7 separate regions of the Homo sapiens genome follow, and regions 1, 2, 3, 4, 6 and 7 are each linked to region 5. A link is a contact called in ENCODE Hi-C or POLR2A ChIA-PET data. All regions are on one chromosome and are shown on one strand. Each heading gives the region's core, a stretch centred on a gene start or an enhancer-like site at or near the end of the contact. The rest is flanking DNA. Distances are from core to core; before and after follow the strand shown. Region 1 holds the start of LNCSRLR (lncRNA sorafenib resistance in renal cell carcinoma associated). Region 2 holds the start of RASA2 (RAS p21 protein activator 2). Region 3 holds the start of RNF7 (ring finger protein 7). Region 4 holds the start of PLOD2 (procollagen-lysine,2-oxoglutarate 5-dioxygenase 2). Region 5 holds the start of DIPK2A (divergent protein kinase domain 2A). Region 6 holds the start of ATP1B3 (ATPase Na+/K+ transporting subunit beta 3). Region 7 holds the start of PLSCR2 (phospholipid scramblase 2).

Region 1 (2,703 bases), core at 87-2,586, 2.1 Mb after region 5:
ATACCACTCTCCAGAGTTGTTCCTCTCTAGGAAATTTTCTGTAGGTTTATGCACACATATATAGTATTTTGTTTTTAACATAAATGGTATCATACTCTAAATAGTGTGACTTTATCAGGTTCATCTGTCAGAGATATCTGATTGTTGCAGATACACAATAAGCCCTTGGACTACATGTGCTTAAACTACGCGGGCTCATGTGTATGCCGGTTTTTTCTGTCTCTGCCACCCCTGAGACACCCTTCCTCTTCCCCTTCCTTCTCAGCCTACTCAGCGCGAAGACAACAAGGATGAAAACCTTTATGATGATCCACTTCCACTTAATGAATAGTAAATATATTTTATCTTTCTTTATAATTTTTTAAATAACGTTTTCTCTAGCTTATTGTAACAATACAGTGTATAATGCATATAACATATAAAATAAATGTTCATCAGCTGTTTATGTTATCAGTGAGGCTTCCAGTCAACAGTAGGTTATTAGTTGATAAGTGTTGAGGGAGTCAAAAGGTACATGTGGATTTTCGACTGCATGGGGATCAGTGCCTCTAACGCCCATATTATTCAGGGGATAATTGTTTATATATATGGGTGTGTGTGTGTATTTTTTTTAAAAAGCCTTTATTATATTGCATAAAATGAATGAATCAAACAATAGATGTACTTTCTGTATCTTCTGCTCTGTGTGTTTCAAGCTGTATTTTTCTCCATCCTTCCAATTCTACTCGTTTTCCGTTTTTCAAATTTTTTAATCTACTTATGGGAATTTTTCTAATTTTCTCTCAGTAATTATGAATCATCTTTTTAAAGCTACATTTTATATTATTTCATGGAATGTAGGATAAGAGGAAAGACAAAAAAACTGTGCTCAATAGACTACCTGGATCCCATTTCTGAAAACATGGCATGAGACTGAAATAGTTATGCTAAGTAACCACCCATGGATACCAAAATGGAAAATAACTAGTACCTGGGAGATGTCTTTGAACTGTACCACAAGAGATATTAAGCTGGCTTGCACTGGTAGGAACGAACCGATCTGCTTTTATAACCAGAGTCTGTTCCGATGAGTTGGCATCTACATCATACCAGGTGTTACATATTTTGAAAACCATTCCTGATGTACAGTAACATAATTCACAAATCATTACTAAAATGTCTCCTTATCCTAGTTGATGGATAGTAGAAATTTTCTTTGGGTATTAAGTGTCGCCAAAGAAGAGAACAGGAGTAGAACCAACTTCCTTATCTTTTTAAGTCCATCTCACAGTGACTATAATGTCTTCTTCATCAACATATCCTTGGTGCCTGGAACAGTGCCTGACCCATAATAGAGACCCAGAAAATATTAATAAACAAATAAACCTATATTGAATAACATTTGGCTTCTATTTTCTCACTTGGAAAACGAGTTAGATCAAATCCCTAGTCATCCTAAAATTGAAGATTTTATAATTTCATTTATAATTCAATAGTTTCGTATATCATTAAATCTACTAAGCAAAATGAAAAATCAAAGGCTTCATTCTTTCAGACAATTCCATCATGTATTCACGTTGGAAGATAAACACCAATAATAGAACAACAAAACTTTCTAAAATTATTTTATTTTTTATAATTTTCTAACACATGGTGTTAGAAAATGAATTTTGGCACCGTGATTAAGAATTTCTTTTCAAGTTTAACCTTTACATTAAAAACAGTAGCTACAATAAGGATATTTCAACCTTACTTAGAGAAGTGATAAAACATCAAGTCAACAAGTATTTTTGTTGGAGAATTTTTTTATAAGCGGGATAGAGGGAAGTTAACATAGACACTCAGAAGAATAAAATGGAAATTATGCCAGGAAGATAAAAAAGCAAATAACCCTCCCCCCAAAAAAAGAATAAGGAGCGAGACAAAGGGCAAAACGGAAGAAGCAAGGCTCAACAACTTTGTTTTCCTGATATAAAATTCAAGTACTTAAAAAGTTTTTTAAAAAATAATTAAATGCACTACTCATCTCAATGAAATTTTTCGTTTTCCTATTTTCTAGAACTTTCTAAAAAAGGAAACAAAGCAAAAACAACAACAAAAAAAACCTGTTTGACTTAAGGACACTTGCTGATCTTGACACTTGATAATACTTTAAGAAATGGAAAGGTTTTCCTAAATCTAATACCTGCTTAATATAATCCACTTTGGAAGATTCATCTGAAAGAAACATAGGGTTTGATTTTTAATACTAATATAAAATAATCTGCCTTCCAATCAAAACAAAAATGTTTTCAACTGTATACGCTCCTCGGTTGTGTTTTGTACCATTTTCTTGAGGAAAACGTTGTGTAATTCTTTGTGTGTTCCCTTAGTAACTACTGTAAATAAGACCTGCATAGGTGTTCAGAAAAATACTTAGTTGCATACAAATCCAGTTAGAATCTGATTTTCAAGGTTTTACAACATGGTAATTTTCATTTATATCCATTTTGTCTACATTTCCTCTATATTTTGATAAATAAAAATCTTCCCATGCTTTTTTTAAATAAGAAAATATTATTAGTCTTGTTATTTGTACCTAAATATTTTATCAATTTGAAACACAAATTCATAAATTGTCATTATTCTCAGAGGCAACAAAGCATAGAAATAAATATTTAAGTTTTTTCTTTCTTTTCTTCTTCAATCTGTGTTTTAAGGCTCAGAGCAGACATTAAGAAATAT
Region 2 (2,851 bases), core at 352-2,851, 2.5 Mb before region 5:
TTGCCCAAATGTAAAAGGGGTAGAAACAGGCTCTATGTCTGATTCTAAAAAGGGATGCCTTTAAAAATAAGGGGGAAAAAACCCTGTAACACGTTGATACTCTTTAAATGAGAATAATTTTAACAAGGGCAATGACAGAGAATGGAAAGGAAGGAAGAGATTTCAGCAGAGTCAGAAGGATGTGGCAACTGAAAACAGCATTGGGACAAGGGATAAGAAAAAGTCAAAGTTTCTGGCCTGAGTAACAGTATAAGATGTGAACTCAGATTTGGAAAGGGAGACAGGAAATTAAGTTTTGGACTTATGTTTGAAATGACAGCAAAACATTCATATAAGAGGAAGTGGTTCACTTTATCCAACAAGTGTAAAGATCACATGGGGAAATAGAAGTCACCTGCAACACAGGCAGAACTGGAAGCTTCGCTGGCCAGGTCCATGTTAAACTCTGACCATTCTCTGGGGCTGTCCAGCCTTTGCACAGGCGGCGCGTTTGTCTTCAGTTTTCAGGTTTCCCCGTCCTATTTCTTATCTCCCAGTGCCTCTGGCCTTTTCTGTGTCTCCCTCCAGAATGAGCTGGAGCTCTCTTCATCTTGACCTTTGTGTAGTCTCTGAGGTCTGAGGCCATCACTATGTCTGACCCTCAAAAAATATTTGTTGACTGACTGGCTTATTCCTGTTGTTGCCCTGGAAAAGAATTACCCTGCCCGATTAAGTCACAGTTTCTTCCTTCTTAGGGCAGCGTAGTTAACAACCTCAACACCAGGAAATTGTCTTCCTCATCACATACCAGGGTATTATTCATGCAGTTTACTCACTGTAAAGAGTTCCCTTGAAATAAAGCTAACAATTAGTCAAAGATTTACACATTTCCTAGGGTCAGTCAACTTTTTAACAAAGCCAACTTTTAGTAGTGGTGGCGGTGGCGGGGGGGAGCCCTTCTTTGCTTTTTCTGTTCCTGAAATACAAAAGTGATGGTAAATGCTTCAGAATTTCTCTATGAGAGGGTCTCAGGCACTGCACTCACGCTGGAGTTGGGGGTGGCTGGTCCTTTTCTTGAACCAGGTTTTGCAGAGAATTGGTCCTAGTAAAGAGTATTTGTGTGGGAGGAGTTTGGCTTGCTGGCGGGGAGTATTTGGATAATACTGGAAGAGCCTCAAATGCATCTCTTGCCTCCTTTTGAATAAGATACTTTTGAGGTCCACCCACCTGCCAAATTCCATTCTATTTTCTTCCCACAGGGAGTTTCCCTGATTGGGAAGGGCCTGTATTTCCCGCGAGCGTTAGGAGATGTGCAGGTCTATTCATTGGGGGAGCCCAATTCCCGGGAGGATTTAGGGATCACGGGAGGGCCGGGGCGTTCTCCTGGTGGGGATTTTAAGGCCGCTCAGAGCCACGACTGGGAGCTACCCTTAGCCAGCGCCCCAAGCCGGGAGTACGGTTCTCTGCAGGGTAGCCCGGCTCGGGGGTGGCGAAGGCGGTGAATGGAGACCCGGGGGGGGCGGGGGCGGGGCCGCGGCGGGCGGGGCGGGGCGGGGCGAGTCGGGCCGAGGCCCGGGGGCGGGGCCAGGCGCGCGGCTGGCCTGGGCCTAGGCCGCTGCTGGGCTCCGCCTCGCCCGGCTACGCAGGCGGCAGGGCTGCGGCACGGGCCGGGCGGCACCATGGCGGCGGCGGCGCCTGCTGCTGCGGCGGCTTCTTCCGAGGCGCCAGCGGCGAGTGCGACTGCAGAGCCCGAGGCCGGGGACCAGGACAGTCGCGAGGTTCGAGTGTTGCAGAGCCTGCGGGGCAAGATCTGTAAGCGGGGGCTGGGCTGAGGGGACGCCCTGGCGGCGCTGGGCGCGAGGCTGAGGGGGCGGCGGGTTCGCGGCGGTGGCGGCGCCGAGCTGCGCTGGGATCGCGGGCCCGGGAGGGGGCCTGGGCCGGGCGCGGTTGAGGCTGGAAGGGGGTGTGTTGGGGGGCGGCGTCGCCTCGACGGGGCGGCGTGGGCCGGGGCTGCTGCTCTCCGGAGGGAGTGGGAGCTGGAGATGGGCCTGGGGTGGGAGAGCCCGGGCTGCGCCGGCGTGAGGGGCTCGGTCGTGGGGAGCGGCCTGGACGCGGGGACGCTGGAGTCCGGGGCGCGGCCGGGGGCGCGGTCCGGGGGCGTGAGGAGCTTCCGGCCGCCCTCAGACTCAGGCCTTCGCGCGGCTGCGGGCGCTGGGGAGTGGCCCCGCGGTGGGAGCCGAGCAGTAATTATACGGAGGCGCGGCCCGAGGAGGTGGCGGGCTGGGAAGTGGGGCTGGCCCGAGGGGAGGGGGCTGTTCGTTTCCTGGGCTCGGCGAGCCTGGGAGAGGTTGAAAAAGGCGCCCTGAGCTGCAGGAAACGGGCCGCCCTGGGGCCCGAGTGGCTACCGCGCGGTCTGTTCGCGGGTGAGCGCCCCGGGAGGAGCTCGGCGGGACACCTGTACTTGCCCCACCTCGCTGCGGCCGGGACTTGAATCGAGGGACGGCGTGACAGGCGGGACTAAAGGCAGGATGTAGTGGCTTCCTGTGAGCAGGTCTCAAAACACAATCACCCAGCCCGCACTCAGCCCGCTTAATTCCCTTCCTTCTCATGCGTGTAATTGCTACTTTAGTGAGCGAGCCTACCAGTTGACTAAATACGAAATTTTGCTCAGAGTTGTCCGAGCATTACTGTGGACAGATTATTTGAGTTCTGTCATTTGAACATTTTAGTTTTAAAAACGACCCTTTGGTGTCAGGTTGCCATTTTTTTTTTCACAGTGGTTTATTTAGATGAAGTGCTTTTTGTTTTCTGTTTGTAAGAGAGATCAATAACATTTATTTTTGCATTTGTCGAAAATTAGCATTATTTTCTT
Region 3 (2,700 bases), core at 93-2,592, 2.2 Mb before region 5:
TGTTTCCCCTGCCAGGCTCCATTAGTCTGGTTAGCTTTTGCCCAGGTATCAGGAAATGAGGGGATGGGGAGAGGCTCAGAATCCAAACTTGACAGAGTAGCTGTCCACCACTAGGTGATGGTGGGGTCAGGCATCTCCTTAGGCTGGCTGTGCTTCTGTTTTCTTTTCAATGGAGATACCGGCTTTCTTGGAAACACATGTGATGGTGGGCTAGCCGTAGAAGCACTACTATAATAACGATGTGATCTTTGTCATTTCACTTCTTCAGACCTCATTAGTCCTACATATAAAAAGAGGAAGTTAAACTAGCTCAAATGTACTGAGCAGAAGGAATGGAGACTGTGCAGCTGAGGGAGCGGGGCCTGAAAAATAAGTGTGGGTTGTGTCGCCACACACCGGGACTCCTGGGATCCCGACCTCTTTTAGCGGTCAAAAGAGGGCAAACTAGTTGCCTAACAATATTTAGAGCTATTTCTCTCTTTTCACTCTCATTCTACGAGTGTACACCGGAGTTTCTAGCAACTACATGGTATGTGAAGTCATCCCTCTAATGATAACCTGTAATGAGGTTACTACTGTGATTTTTAATGAATACATTTTAAAATGTTTTAATTTCTTCAAAAGCAAACATTAATCTCTACATATGTGTGTATACATATACAGGAAATGTATGTATATATGAATATACATATATTCATTGTATATGTGTATATATATTCATACATAATATGTGTGTGTGTATATATATATATATTTACACATTTCCTACATAAATAAAAGTTCTTTAAGGTCCTAATAATTTTTAAGTGAAAAGGAGTCCTGGGACCAAAAAGTTTTGAGAATCACTGAACCAGATTTCTAGATCTTTAAGATCATTTATTCACTCAACAAATAATTGTGCCTCCTGTGGCCAGGCATTTTGCAGATACGGAGGATAATGTGGTGATAGCAACATGTTTCCTGCTCTGATAGAGTTTTACATTTGGGAGGGAAGAGACAAACGAATAAATTAACAAGATAATTTCTGAGAGCAGTAGGTTTAATGAAGCCGTAAAGCAGGACACATATCCCTGCACAATCTGTGCGCCTGCTCAGACGTAACACCCCGCAGCGCAGCAGGCAGATTCAGCGGCGTCGCCCCATAAGGGCCCGAGCCCTCTCAGTTGGCCTAGGACGGCGAGGGCGGGGCCTGCCCGCCCCCCTGGCGCTGGCGTCAGGTGACGTCACTGTGCCGCGCCAGCCAATCGTGGGCAGCCGGGGTCTAGGCACCACGGTGGCTGGCGGCCTGCGGGCGGCGCTGTGGCCCGTCGGGCGGCTCCACAGAGCCGCCCTAGCCTTCCGCCTTCCCCAAGCCAACGTCTCCGCCGTCGGCTCCGCGGCGCCGCCATGGCCGACGTGGAAGACGGAGAGGAAACCTGCGCCCTGGCCTCTCACTCCGGGAGCTCAGGCTCCAAGTCGGGAGGCGACAAGATGTTCTCCCTCAAGAAGTGGAACGCGGTGGCCATGTGGAGCTGGGACGTGGAGTGCGATACGTGCGCCATCTGCAGGGTCCAGGTGATGGGTAAGCGCTGCACGCGAGTCCAGGGCCGCCCTGCGGCCTCCGGGAGCCGACCTCGGGGTTGGGAAGGGACGGGCGTCCGTCAGAAGCCTCGGAAAGTGCCCTGCCTGGGAGAGTGGGTGGAGGTCGCCCTGCCCCGGCGCCGGAGGAACGCGGAGCCACGCTCCTGCTGCGGCTCCTGAGGGCTGCGGCCGCCGCCTGGGGCTGCGGGGTTGTGCAACAGGCGCCCTGCGCCGGGTGGTTGGTGTTCTAGGGAGAGAGACGGGCAATAAACGGAGTTAAACAAGGTAATTTCAGGTAGTGATGGGTGTGACCAAGAAAGTAAAACCGGGTGATTGTTGGGAACTAGCAGGAAACACTTCGGTTTGTGTGTCCAGCCCCAGCCCCACCTCTAAAAGCTCAACACAAGGTGGTCAGGGTAAAGGCCGTGATTCAGCAGTGAACTTTAATAGTCTTGGTCACCACCAAAGTGATGCTCCAGAGTCATCTTCCACAAAACGACACCCTTAGTTCTCCTCGAGGGACGCAGGAAAGTGTTCATAGCCATTGCATTTCCGGATTAGCTTACCGCCGCTCTTCGAATGGCTTTTAAATCTGGATTGATTTAAGACGGGTCAGATAGCACTAGCGTGGCTTGAAGGGAACAGTGTGGTTCAAGAATATCTAAGTTTCATGGAAGCTGAAGAATTGTAAGCCCTTTTTTCAGAAACGTAAAACTTCACCTCCATCACACCCCCCTCTCCATATTGGATGCCATTTCCTGGAGAAGATACTGTGCTGCTCTGAGTCATGCCTTTGTGGAGAACCCTCTTACAAATATGTCTTCTTTCTGTGATATTTTGAGTTAAAATATTAGACCAAGTGAAACTTTTCAGAACAGCTTAATCTTGTTATATTTTATATGGTTCTAAGAACTCAGACCACTTTGAAAAGCAGGTGCTATTTAAATGCAAGTTGTATTTTCAGATAGGGCATTTAAAATTACTATGAGACCCTCTTCAGTGGAATTCTTTATTGAGGGTAGTTAAAGAAAACGGACATTTCTATCGTTTGAAAACTGTGACTTGTCTTGAAAAATGAGAGAATTGGAGAACATACAGAGAATTGCTCACCTTAAGGGGGGTGAGACTGTAAACATACCA
Region 4 (2,838 bases), core at 173-2,672, 2.2 Mb after region 5:
GAAATCCATCTGAATGCTGAAGTTTCTCAAGCTAACAAAGCAAGCACTGTTTTGTAGAAAGATAGGCAGTTCAGCCTGCTGACGCTTTCTGAAACACTTAAAGATGAAGACAAAACTATCGCTACATGGATTAGCTGGACTGCAAACCAAATGTCACTTTCTGAATGTAACTCTGAAATAGAAATTTCTGTCCTTAGGCTTAAGAAAAGTTCAAGTAGAAAAGCACTCTATTATAAACTTGGGGGAAAAAATGGTGCCAAGATGACTTAACAAAAAACAAAACAAAACAAAAAGGACATTAGAAGGTCATTTAAATGCAAGATCTAATTTCAGAGAGTTGAGCACAAAGAGCACAAATGTGGAAAACTCCAAGGATTTTTCATGTGCCACAAAAGGCAGCAAAGCATGTTTAGACAGACGTGGTGAAACTCTCTTTAATCTGGCTAAATATAAAACGTTTTGTTTTACACAGCTTCTGAAAACGAGAGACAGCACCGGGCTCAAGAAAAGGGTAGGTAAGGGGAGCAGCTGTGTGTCCACAGCTTCCCCTTCAGATCCCAAAGGAAGAAAGCTGCCGCCTGGAGGTACTGGGTAGCCAGGCAGCCTTACTGAAAACAACTAAGGTTTTCGAGCGAGCGTTGTTTTTGGCAAGAGGGAGGTGTTACCGGCTGCTTCCTGGGGTGCTGGAAGGAATGTGTCACCATCAATTAGAAAGTACACTAAGCCCCGTGTTTAGGTCACAGAAGGAGTACTGCCTCGTCCATCAAGGATAAATCCATGCCAACTCTCGGAAAGGAGGGGAAAGGAGAGCTGCAGGAAAGGTGTTGGTGCCCATGACCTGCAAGTCCAAAAGGAAACTCCAACTTGTTCTGCAGGGAAATTCGGGCACGCTGAGTTCACCGAGAACTCCAAGGAGTCAACGAGGGCGGGTGCCCCTACACTTCCCCAGGGACCAGCGCCGCCCGACCGCAATTCTGGGGAAGACCCCGGCGGTCCTGGAGAGGAGGGACAGGCCCCCACTACTCACCTGGCCAGCCCCGCGGAAGGGCTGGTGGATGAATGAACTGCCCCCCCGCCGGCCGAGCCTCGCGGGACAGCGGCGGACCGCGGGGTGCTCACCTGTGGGGATGCTCGAGGGCTTCTCCGAGTCCGCACCCAGACAGGGATTCCAGGGGTGGAGGACGAGCGCCAGGAGCAGCAGCTGAGGCTTCACCGTGCATCCCCCCATATTCGGCCCTCGAGGGCCGCGCGGGCTCAGGCGCCCACGGCCCCGCAGCGCCGCGCTTCTCGCGAGAACGCAGAGACCCGGGTCCGCCCTGAGCCGCCGATTGCGGGCGGGAGCCGGCGGGCAAGGCGCGCGGCCGGCAGCCGGAGCGGCGCGTAACGCAGCTGAGTGAGGTCGTCGGTGGAGGCACGGAGCAGCAGGCGCCCGGGGCGCTGCGGAGGCCTTATAGGCTCCCCGAGGGGAGGCGACGGGGCGGGCCGCGCCCTGGCTATTGGCCGCCGGCTGACCCGCCGCCGCTGCGCGCCCGGTGCGGTCGCCTCAGCTCGCCCTCCTGGGCCCCACGTCTGGACTGTTTGCTCAGCGCGGACGCTATTTAAGGAGCTGCCTGCGGCTACGTGTGGAGGCTCACGCAGCGCTTCTGGCTGGAACGGGGAAGCCTGCACTTAGCTTTGGGAGTGGGTTTGGGAGAGGGAGGAGGAGCCGCCGGGAGTCTGGCGGGAGGGCGGTGTTCCCGTCTGGGTTCCTCTCTGCTGTCCCAGCCCCGGTAGCTTCCACAGCAGCCTCGAAGGGTGAGAATTTGCTCTTCTATGGACTTGGATACTCCACCCAGTCTGAAGTGACTGCAAATCTGCGGCAATCTTGGCTGACTGGGACCTCGCCAGACTCTTAAGCCATGGAAATGGATCGCCCCTCATTAATTCAGGGGCAGGTTCATCACCCTGTAAAAGGAAGGCCGTGATTTTATTTTACTCCGTAAACCGAAAGTTTTATTGTCCAGTGAACATTTCTTGCTCCGCCGCTTGTGCCAAGAGAGCCTTAGACTCTTTCCAGTAATGAGGCTTGTAAATCCTGCGGAATCGGAGCCCAACGTGTGTAATGCCGGGGCTGTGCTTACAAGATCGTGCTCCAGTCCGCATGGAAAATTACTCCCAAAGACGTGGTCGGAGAGGTCGAGATCTCTGAGCCTTGGCCCCCACTGCTTCCACTTTTGACTGATGTCTAAGAAAATTCCCTTTTTTCTGTTCTCACATTTTAACTAGCCAAGGGTTTAACTTGTTGGAATGAGTGGGAGCAAAAGCACAATTAAGAAAAAAGCTTGACAGTTTTGCCTCATACATTTAATGACATAAGCTATTTTATAGGAGAAAGAGAACCAAACTGCTACCATTCTGGAATCTCCTGCCTAAATTTTCGTGAAATTAGAAAAAAACAGAATCGAGACAACACCCGTTATAACTCTGGGCCTTTGAAATTAAGACAGAAAATTATGGAAAAATGTGTTCCATTATGATCACGTTTTGTCTAAAATTAACATATCAAGATAACATGAACTTAATGCTTTCATCTTGATAGCATTAAAAACAGGTGGAAAACCCTGCAAAGAAATCTTGCCTGGGATGTGACATTTTAGAAAGAATCATTTCCTGTGCCCAGAACTAAGCCAGTTATTACTCTGTTTTGAAGGTTTGGTCTCAGTTTTTTAAAAGAAGAGGAAAACTGGAGAAAGTTCTGAGAAGAGTAACAAATAATTAAAGAAGTGGAAACTATGACCTGTGAGAAGAATGAAATAAGGTTTATTTAGTCTGAAGGGGAAAAAAAAAGCTAAAAGATGG
Region 5 (2,861 bases), core at 216-2,715:
AATAAAATTCCCACCAAAGGCGGCATAAGGCACTAGGCAGAAGTAGCCAAACTTAAGTACAGTAAGTCAATTTCTAGAAAGCTTTGAATATTATTTCAATTTGTCTGTCCGTATTCAATGCAAATCGTTACAAAATCACGTCTATTTTGAATTTATTAAATTTCTCAAAGTTTTTTTTTCAAAATCTGAGTTCTTATAAGAATTTGTAACAAATACCTGTTACAATTAAACAATACTGAAAGTATTGTTACTTTTGATAACCTGGTATAGATGTTTCTTATTAACCCGCTGTAGAGTTGATCTACACATGCCAGTTACCATGGTCTTCTAAAAGCACTGTTCAAGCCCTAAAATTAACTCAGTTAAGACTCAGTTGTTTAATAACGTATCAGGAACCACCTGTCCCTCAGACTAAAAATCACTTCTCATTTTAACTACTCTAGCACTAAAAGTGAATAGCATAATAATGTATCTACTAGCGCTACTGCTAAACAGTCCGGGTCCCCTGAAACTTATCCCTAAACACAGTGCTTTCGTGCGGCATCTGCGCCTTACTTTTGCAGTCTGGGGTGACTGAGTCAACGTGACCGTGCGGAGCACCAAGCAGCCCCGGGTCCCCATGGCTACCGCCAGGGCAACGCTTCGCGGCCCGCTCCTCAGGGACCCTCAGGGGCGGCACCGGGAAATCAGCTTTGCGGAGAGGAACCGCAGGGCTCCGGGGACGGGCTAGGGCAGCCGGCGGGCAGCAGAGGCAAGCCTGGCAAACTCTTCCCGGCTTCTTCGCGGCGCTTGGGGCAGACGTCCTGGCGACACCAGGCCGCGTCGGTTCCCCTTCATCCTATTTTCCCTTTAACACGGTGGCTTGAGAACTTTATTTTGTGCTCACTCAAGAAAATTTTAAATGATTTTACAGATACAACCCCAAAGATGAAGCTCCAACAAACCCGCCACTACTCGAGCCTTTCTCACCGTCTTCCTCACAGGCCCCACCCCCTACCGCGAGGAGCACGAGCTGAGGGGAACACAAGCCCCCGTCGGGCACTCCCCGGCCTCGCCCCACCCCCCAGGCGCGCACCCAACCCATATAAGGCGAGGGGAGGCAATCGCGCCAGCTCTGCCTCCGCCTCGCGCGCCGTCCAGAGGGAAGGATTTGCAATAGACTTCCTCAGTTCATTTCTTCTTATTCCCTCCTCCCTTAAAGGGCCGTTTCCACAATAGTGAAAGGAACGCACCAGTAAACCACAATAATCATAAAAGATGACTGTAATTAAGACTCTTTCTGAAACCAGAAACCGCGAGTTCATGCCCCCACCTCAAGAGCCCGAGCTTCCCCCTCTCTGAACCGCCCCCACACCCGCTCCCGCGAGCTCCCGCTTACGCTTTCCGGGCGGCGCGCGACGCGCTCGCTCCGCCCCTCTGGCCCCGCCCCCGGCTCCCCTTCTTGGTCTCAGGAGAGCCAGCGCGCACAAGCAAGGGTGTGCGGCTCTGAGACGTGCGTTGCTGCTTGTGGGTGTGAGACATCCTAGCTCCTCTTCCCCTTCCGTGAGTCCCTCCTTTCCTCGCAGACCCCACTTGTCGTGGCTGGCTGCCGCCGCAGCTCTTGTGCGAAGCCAGCAGTGCGCGTGCGCGCGGGCACGGGCGCGCGACCGTCGGGTCCCCGCGCTCCCTCCCCCTCCCGCTCCTCTATAACTTGGCTGGCGTGGAGGAGGCGCCGCCGGAGTCGGAGGGCGGGGAGCTAGGAGGAGGGAGCTCGAGAGTTGTGGAGACTAGTGACTGGGAGAAGTCGCAGCCCGCTCAGGCCCGCGCCTTCCCGCTCCCCGTCTTCCTCTCTCACACACCTACTCCGCCCTCCGCCCCAGCCCGCGCGCTAGCTCCTTCTCTCGCCCGGGGTTCCTGCCGGTAGCTCTCCGGGTCTTGGCGCGGCGGGGGCGCCCCGGGGGTGCCCTCGCCCTCCCGTTGCGGGCGGGCGGGCGGTATGTGGCGCCTGGTGCCCCCGAAGCTGGGCCGCCTGTCCCGCTCGCTGAAGCTGGCGGCGCTGGGCAGCCTGTTGGTGCTGATGGTGCTGCACTCGCCGTCGCTGCTCGCCTCTTGGCAGCGCAACGAACTGACCGACCGGCGCTTCCTGCAGCTCAATAAGTGCCCGGCGTGCTTCGGCACGAGCTGGTGCCGCCGCTTCCTCAACGGGCAGGTGGTATTCGAGGCGTGGGGCCGCTTGCGCCTGCTGGACTTCCTCAACGTGAAGAACGTGTACTTCGCGCAGTACGGCGAGCCCCGCGAGGGCGGCCGCCGCCGAGTGGTGCTCAAGCGCCTCGGCTCGCAGCGCGAGCTGGCGCAGCTCGACCAGAGCATCTGCAAGCGGGCCACCGGCCGGCCCCGCTGCGACCTGCTGCAGGCCATGCCCCGGACCGAGTTCGCGCGCCTCAACGGCGACGTGCGTCTGCTCACGCCCGAGGCGGTGGAGGGCTGGTCGGACCTGGTGCACTGCCCCTCGCAGCGCCTTCTCGACCGCCTGGTGCGCCGCTACGCGGAGACCAAGGACTCGGGCAGCTTCCTGCTTCGCAACCTCAAGGACTCGGAGCGCATGCAGCTGCTGCTGACCCTGGCCTTCAACCCCGAGCCGCTGGTGCTACAGGTAGGCGCGGAGCCAGGGCAGGGGGCGTCCTGGGAGGGGCCGCGCGTGGGAATCAGAGTCGGGAGAAGTGGCTCAGCCAGCGCTTGCCGCCAGTTCGGACTCGGCCGGGCTGGGCCAGGCTGCAGGCGTGGGAAGGGGCGTCTCCGGGGGAGCCCCGGGGCTGTGCAGGGAGGCCGAGGGCGACCCCGCTGATGGAGAGTCTGCTCTTGTTACCTAGATTCGGGCGCAT
Region 6 (2,700 bases), core at 134-2,633, 2.1 Mb before region 5:
GGTTATTTTCAATGTCATAATTATAAATTTAGCTTTTTTAAGCGTGAAAAAAGCACTTTATAGGAATATATTTTACCACTTTTCCATTTGTGGGAGGTATAATTCATTATTTCTTGCTTTGGTAAGAAAAGTGAGGAAAAAGGAAAATTCATCCATTTGCAGGCTGTTTAAACTTCCAGACAGATTATAATTCATCACTCCAAACAATAAGATGGCTATTACATTTCTCCATAATTTTTATTTGCTAATAAAACGGAGGCAGAGCTTTTTTCTAAAAATAAATAAATAAACAACAACAACAACAACCTCCCCCACCCCGCACCTTCTGTGCAAATTCCTATAAAGTCTTTTATCCTGTCGCTGAGTCTGAGGGCACCCCCCCTCCCGTACTCGTCAGCTCCATCTCGCGGAGGAAAACGCTACCGGCACCCTCAGCTCCGCCCAAGGGCCGCGATCTCTACAGGGGAGATGAAAAGCCGGCGACACTACACAGGCGTGGACCCTCCAACGAGTGTTCCTTTCCTGTGGGTTAAGAGTAGGAGCGTCTGGGCAAAAGCTGGGAGCTTTCAGTTGCCAGGACCCTTGGGAAAGCACGTATTTAGATTTCATTGATAAATTCAACTGAATCCCGAGAAAAATTATACTCCATTCACTGGCATATTTAGAACGGAATTCCCATTGACCCGAGGCTCCCGGTTGAACCCTTCAAGGGAGCCAAGCGAGGACGTTCTCAGAACAGCAGTGCACCGTGTACATTGTGGGAGCCCCGCGCGATCCCCCGCAGAGCGTCCTGTAGGAACGTCACAGAGCCCAGAGAGCGTCCTGTAGGAACGTCACAGAGCCCAGAGAGCGTCCTGTAGGAACGTCACAGAGCCCAGAGAGCGTCCTGTAGGAACGTCACAGAGCCCAGAGAACGCCTGGGGACGGTCGGGGAGGCAGTTCGGGGAGGGGACGATTAAGTTCCCTCAGAGAGGAAGCCGCGGGCCGACTGGAGTCGTTTTCGTGCTCTCCGCACCCGCCCGCCGCGGGTAGCATCTTCTCAGCGCCCCGGCGCCCAGGAACGCCCAGGAAACCCAGTCCTCCTCCTAAGCAACCTGCGGCGCGGGGACGCCCGCCTTTTGCTATTATTATAAACGTGCGTGCGACTAAACCTTCGGATTTTTAGACTTTCTTCTCGCTTCCTCTGACCCAGGCTGAGGGAGCCCCCGAGGCTACTGCGGGGCGGGGCCGGGGCGGGGTGGGGCGCCCTCGCCGCCTCAGGCAGCGCCCCGGCCGCTGGCGGGAGGCGGCAGCGGCGCGGGCCGAGCGGCGCGGGGATTGGCTGCGGCGGGCGGAGACGTCAGGCTCCCGCGGCCCAAGCGGCCGCCCGGCGCGGCGCGGCGCAGTCGGCTCGAGTACTCCCCGTAACGAGGAGGTGTTCTCGGCCGTCCCACCCTTCACTGCCGTCTCCGGGCTGCGCCGCCGGAGCCGGGACGCGCCTCCGCAGCCCTCGCCGCCTCCATCCCCGCGGCCGCAGCTCCTCTCGCCGTCCGCGCGCACACCATGACGAAGAACGAGAAGAAGTCCCTCAACCAGAGCCTGGCCGAGTGGAAGCTCTTCATCTACAACCCGACCACCGGAGAATTCCTGGGGCGCACCGCCAAGAGCTGGGGTGAGCGGGCAGCAGCTGGGCGTCCGGGGCCGGCCTCGGTCCCGGGGGCGCCGGGCGCGGTCTGGTGGGAACGGAAAGGCGGGAGGCGGCTCCCAGCGCCGGGGCTCCCGACCGCCCGACCCTAACCCGGGCGGCGGCGGCGCAGTGCGGCCCCATTCATTGCTCCCCGGGCCGGCCGGACTGGCCGCAGCTCGCTCCCGAAGCAGCGGGGCCCGCGGGCAGCCCGGCCGGGCCGCGCTGGTTCCTCCCTCCCTGCTGGGAGCGGGGCGCACGTGCTGCCCGGGCCTCCCGCCCGGCGCGGCGCCGGAAGCCGGGGACCCCTGCCCGAAGCCGGGCCCCGAGAGTGCAGGAGCCGAGCCCCCGGGCCTCCTTTGTACGGAGCGCTCCGGCCCGAGAGGCCCTGGCGGAGGCGCCCGGCCCGCTGAGCGGTTCGGAGAAGCCAGACCCTGCCCCACTCCAGGGGAGAGGAAATTTCCACTCCCGCCGCTATCTTGTGACTCGTCCACGCTGCCACCCCGACCGGTCGGAAGAGTGCGACTGAGTGTTAAGTGTGGGTGTGGGTTGCTTAAACGTGTAGCGGTGAGTTAATCACAGAAGTACATTGTACAAGAAAATGCACTTGAATTTGGACAGTGAAAAGGCCCTTAAAAAGGTTGGTTCCTCCCGGATTCCTTTTTAATTACAGAGGTTTTCTTCCTTACAAATTTGCTTCTTTGGGGAAAGTAAATCCTGTCTGAACAACACAGGTTTTTTTTTTTTTTCCCGTGTCTTCAAAACAGGAGAGTGATGGTTGTATGTTAGCAGATTTTTTCTATGCGTGAGCTCTTTGTTTTAATATATTTAAACCATCTACCGTGTAGAGTAGCTTTAGGATGCCTTTTTTTCCTAAAATTGTATCAATCTCTGAATGCAGGCTAGAGCTTTTTTTTTTTTTTGCCTTTATACTTAAGTAAACTAATTTTACCTTTTTAAATCCTTTTGAAACATTTTGTTAGTGGGTCTTGAAAGACCATTTCTTTCTGAGTGGGAATAAATCTCGAGAGCTTAGA
Region 7 (2,921 bases), core at 374-2,873, 2.5 Mb after region 5:
TTAGAGATGAGGATGGAAAGGTGCACAAGGGCCAGTTCACAAATGTTTAAAGTCGCTCTACCTGCACTTTAAGACCTCAAAGGCCAGAGCTTGGTTTGTCTTATCCAAGACAAGCCACTTAATCTGTGTTTGTTAATTCAACAATGAGTGTACAGTATTATTTTGCTCTTTTCAGTCAGTAAGAATAGTTCCCTTACAGATCTGAAGGCTGCTTCATGTACAGTGAGACCCAGGTATTTTACACTTGTCTATCCAACTGCAGCAATCCACTCATTTTCCTTTGTATGTGTTTTTCATTTCCTTGTGCTTGTTCATTGCTCAAAACCCTTCTATTGTAAACATCAGGGTGGCAATAAGAGAAAGGTTTGCTCTTAGGAAAAGTTCAAGAAAGAAAGGAGCCCCCAAACCGCCTGACACTTCTAAGTGTCACTGGTACTAACCATGTATCTCAGTGTCATAAGCGGGAAGAAACAACGACTGCCTGTTCCTGCAACTGGCAAGTGGCCATGCCAAGACTTCCAGAAATAACAGTGAATGAATGAAACCACATGGGAACCAGAGAGTCAGCTTGGAGAGGCAGGGACTTTGTCAAATATTTAAAATAATAAACGCTAACTTTCACTGAGTACTTTCTGTAGTGCCAGGCACTGCTCTAAGAACTTTACATTAACACACATTAATTACTGCTCAAAAACCTTTCCTAACAACCCAGACCTCCCTCACAAATAGGAGTTTTCCTTTCTTCTTTATAAATGAGAAAACTAAGCCCATAAAGATAAAATGTTTACTTAATGCTGTACAGCTCAGTAACTAGCTGAATTGAAATTATTCATGATTCATGTCCGTTGCATTTATGTTCCTATTTCGTTGAAAAACAAACAAAAAATCTCACATTCTCCCAATGTGCCAAATTTCAGTGTAATACTCTGTAGCTCATTTAATACTTACACAATTTCAGAAATGAGGCAATGGAAAGAACATATATGAAGAAAGTGGCTGACAGTCCACAGATGTGAAGCAGTAGAGGCCGAATTTAAAGTCGGGGAGCCTGACTGGAGCTAATGGTCTTAGGAACCGCGCTACATACCGCCACTATCTTTCCTAAGCTGGTATTGTAGAGGGCCTAGCATAGACGTGGGCTCCTGGCGGACTTCATTGAATACTTACTGATAAATGACAGCTTGCAGGCTGTATTAACCGTCCCTTCTAATAGCCCCACTATGCTGGCACATGCTCCTGAGCCCAGACTCTGCCCAGGATTCAGGGCCGCTCTCTACCTGTAAAGCAGTGTAGCTAAGGGGAAGCTGAGCCCCGCAAGGCGTTTTCAGGCAGGACACCCCTTGTCATTCGAACGGTTCTGGTGTGAGCCAGGGTACAGCTGGGCCGCCTGGGGCCCCTTGCCGAGTTTCCGTTCCACTTCAGGTGTCGCTTCCCGCGGCCCATTGGGCCCTTGCCCCGCCCTCTGACGCAAACACAATTATGGGGCGGAGCATCGTCCCCACTAGCCAGGCACACCCCAGTCCCATAGGGAGGCGACTGAGAAAGCCGCCCCCTTACCCGTGGCTGCAGCTGCTCCCGCACAGCCCTGAGCGAGCCGAGGTCCTAGCGTGGCTTCCTCCCGTCTGCCCCGTGACTGCCAGGCACACCTGTTGCACAGCCCTCCCGGAAGTCGGCGGAAAAGGGGCCTGGACCAGCCTCAGAGTCTACACCTGCAGCAGCCCCTAGTTTAGGTTTCTGGACCCCAAGGGTACAACAAGGCTTCCCTCCCCTGGTCCCTGCGCGGGCTCAGAGGATCCGGCTTTGCTGCTGGAGCGCGGCCGAGCTGGGGGCGCGACTGCACCCACCCCCCCACGCCGTGTGCGACGCGCAGCTGCCGCCCAGCCCGTCCCGTCTCCCTCTCCCCATCCCCGTCCCCTTTTTTGCTCTTTGGAGAGACTCCGGAAACGTTTCTCCGGTGGTTAAGGGCACAGATGAACTGGGACGTCGACACCAGCTGGAACTGGAAAATCATCAGGCGGGGAGTGGCCTACCCCGGGAACTTCCTTAACTCTGCTCTTGACCTCCATCCCTTAGAAGCCTGTAGCTTTTCAAGGTGAGGGAGCTTAGACTACAAAAGAGGAGCGGTCGAGATTATTTTATCTCTAGCCCTTGCCCTTCTCCCTTTTCTTTCCAACAAAAGGCATTTTTAAGTTAAGAGTGAAAATGATGAGGCGTGTAGAATGTTTAATTTTTCAGGACGCGCCTTTGATTTTTCAGGGTGTGCCTGCAACTGGCACACCCTCATGCAATAAATAAATACATATTGCACTGACGTTTCTACTGATTTTTTAAAAATTTATTTACACGCCTGAAACCCTAGCATTTTGGGAGGCCGAGGCAGGCGGATCACCTGAGACCAGGAGTTCAAGACCAGCCTGGACAACATGGTGAAACCCCGTCTCTACTAAAAATACAAAAATGAGCCAGGTGTGGTGGTGTGCCCCTGTAATCCCATCTACTGGGGAGGCTGAGGCAGGAGAAAAATCGCTTGAACCCGGAAGGCAGAGGTTGCAGTGAGTCGAGATCCAGCCACTACACTCCAGCCTGGGAGAGAGAGCAAGACTCGTCTCAAACAAACAAACAAAAACACATGATCTTCCAAACAATAACACCATATATGGAGAAAAATGAAACCTCACCCTCTCCATTCCCGGTGCTGTTCTCCCGATTACCCTGCTAACCAAGGTTGACACAAACATTTGAAGACACACTAAGAGAGGTGGGGGGAGGGAAGAAAAAAGGGAATGGAAGGGAGGAAGGTGGAGAAAGAAATTGAGAAAATAAGATAGAAAAAGGAAGAAGGAAAATCGAGCTACCTGAGTTTGAATTCTTTCTTTTTTACTTCCTGTGCCTGTGACTTGTGAAAATTACTTGACAATCTC

Evidence for each region. A loop is a pair of places that touch in the nucleus more often than their neighbours do. ChIA-PET counts read pairs that join two places held with the same protein, here RNA polymerase II (POLR2A). Pooled maps may share reads with other maps.
Region 1: a map of ovary shows a loop between it and region 5 (15-fold over the local background). The contact joins the promoter of LNCSRLR here to the promoter of DIPK2A in region 5. A Hi-C loop is called at or near these places in 1 of 168 maps with a recorded cell type or tissue (ovary) and 4 of 50 pooled maps. POLR2A ChIA-PET finds 5 or more read pairs at or near these places in 2 of 52 experiments (MCF 10A and activated T-cell).
Region 2: a map of B cell shows a loop between it and region 5 (6-fold over the local background). The contact joins the promoter of RASA2 here to the promoter of DIPK2A in region 5. A Hi-C loop is called at or near these places in 2 of 168 maps with a recorded cell type or tissue (B cell and naive thymus-derived CD4-positive, alpha-beta T cell) and 10 of 50 pooled maps.
Region 3: a loop to region 5 is called in a map of B cell, with 21 times the contacts of the local background. The contact joins the promoter of RNF7 here to the promoter of DIPK2A in region 5. A Hi-C loop is called at or near these places in 4 of 168 maps with a recorded cell type or tissue (B cell, naive thymus-derived CD4-positive, alpha-beta T cell and natural killer cell), 1 of 37 single-sample maps with no recorded cell type and 12 of 50 pooled maps. POLR2A ChIA-PET finds 5 or more read pairs at or near these places in 1 of 52 experiments (B cell).
Region 4: a map of endothelial cell of umbilical vein shows a loop between it and region 5 (10-fold over the local background). The contact joins the promoter of PLOD2 here to the promoter of DIPK2A in region 5. A Hi-C loop is called at or near these places in 8 of 168 maps with a recorded cell type or tissue (Calu3, MCF 10A, PC-9 and 5 more) and 22 of 50 pooled maps. POLR2A ChIA-PET finds 5 or more read pairs at or near these places in 7 of 52 experiments (A549, A673, HepG2 and 4 more).
Region 6: a loop to region 5 is called in a map of OCI-LY7, with 13 times the contacts of the local background. The contact joins the promoter of ATP1B3 here to the promoter of DIPK2A in region 5. A Hi-C loop is called at or near these places in 3 of 168 maps with a recorded cell type or tissue (OCI-LY7, PC-9 and naive thymus-derived CD4-positive, alpha-beta T cell), 1 of 37 single-sample maps with no recorded cell type and 11 of 50 pooled maps. POLR2A ChIA-PET finds 5 or more read pairs at or near these places in 1 of 52 experiments (CD4-positive, alpha-beta T cell).
Region 7: a map of B cell shows a loop between it and region 5 (23-fold over the local background). The contact joins the promoter of PLSCR2 here to the promoter of DIPK2A in region 5. A Hi-C loop is called at or near these places in 2 of 168 maps with a recorded cell type or tissue (B cell and naive thymus-derived CD4-positive, alpha-beta T cell) and 7 of 50 pooled maps. POLR2A ChIA-PET finds 5 or more read pairs at or near these places in 4 of 52 experiments (AG04449, CD4-positive, alpha-beta T cell, CD4-positive, alpha-beta memory T cell and 1 more).

The regions. Positions count from the first base shown.
Region 1 is chr3:146,067,849-146,070,551 of GRCh38, forward strand. LNCSRLR (lncRNA sorafenib resistance in renal cell carcinoma associated) reads right to left here and starts at 1,337. Exons shown (of 2, transcript NR_146297.1): 1 at 971-1,337. It overlaps PLOD2 (procollagen-lysine,2-oxoglutarate 5-dioxygenase 2), which reads right to left. Exons shown (of 20, transcript NM_182943.3): 20 at 1,592-2,703.
Region 2 is chr3:141,485,426-141,488,276 of GRCh38, forward strand. RASA2 (RAS p21 protein activator 2) reads left to right here and starts at 1,602. Exons shown (of 24, transcript NM_006506.5): 1 at 1,602-1,791. The coding sequence starts at 1,659. RefSeq lists a silencer at 1,511-2,390.
Region 3 is chr3:141,736,956-141,739,655 of GRCh38, forward strand. It overlaps RNF7 (ring finger protein 7), which reads left to right and starts at 1,343. Exons shown (of 3, transcript NM_014245.5): 1 at 1,343-1,561. The coding sequence starts at 1,387. RefSeq lists enhancers at 886-935, 976-1,025, 1,136-1,815, 1,376-1,615, 1,816-2,494 and silencers at 1,116-1,375, 1,636-1,815.
Region 4 is chr3:146,159,762-146,162,599 of GRCh38, forward strand. PLOD2 (procollagen-lysine,2-oxoglutarate 5-dioxygenase 2) reads right to left here and starts at 1,423. Exons shown (of 20, transcript NM_182943.3): 1 at 1,120-1,423. The coding sequence starts at 1,228.
Region 5 is chr3:143,970,358-143,973,218 of GRCh38, forward strand. DIPK2A (divergent protein kinase domain 2A) reads left to right here and starts at 1,466. Exons shown (of 3, transcript NM_173552.5): 1 at 1,466-2,632. The coding sequence starts at 1,976. RefSeq lists enhancers at 772-1,352, 832-941, 1,212-1,301, 1,353-1,933 and silencers at 1,032-1,081, 1,412-2,061, 2,552-2,791.
Region 6 is chr3:141,875,260-141,877,959 of GRCh38, forward strand. ATP1B3 (ATPase Na+/K+ transporting subunit beta 3) reads left to right here and starts at 1,384. Exons shown (of 7, transcript NM_001679.4): 1 at 1,384-1,651. The coding sequence starts at 1,543. RefSeq lists silencers at 279-338, 1,209-1,338, 1,609-2,178.
Region 7 is chr3:146,467,938-146,470,858 of GRCh38, forward strand. PLSCR2 (phospholipid scramblase 2) reads right to left here and starts at 1,624. Exons shown (of 8, transcript NM_001395437.1): 1 at 1,558-1,624. RefSeq lists an enhancer at 1,613-1,682.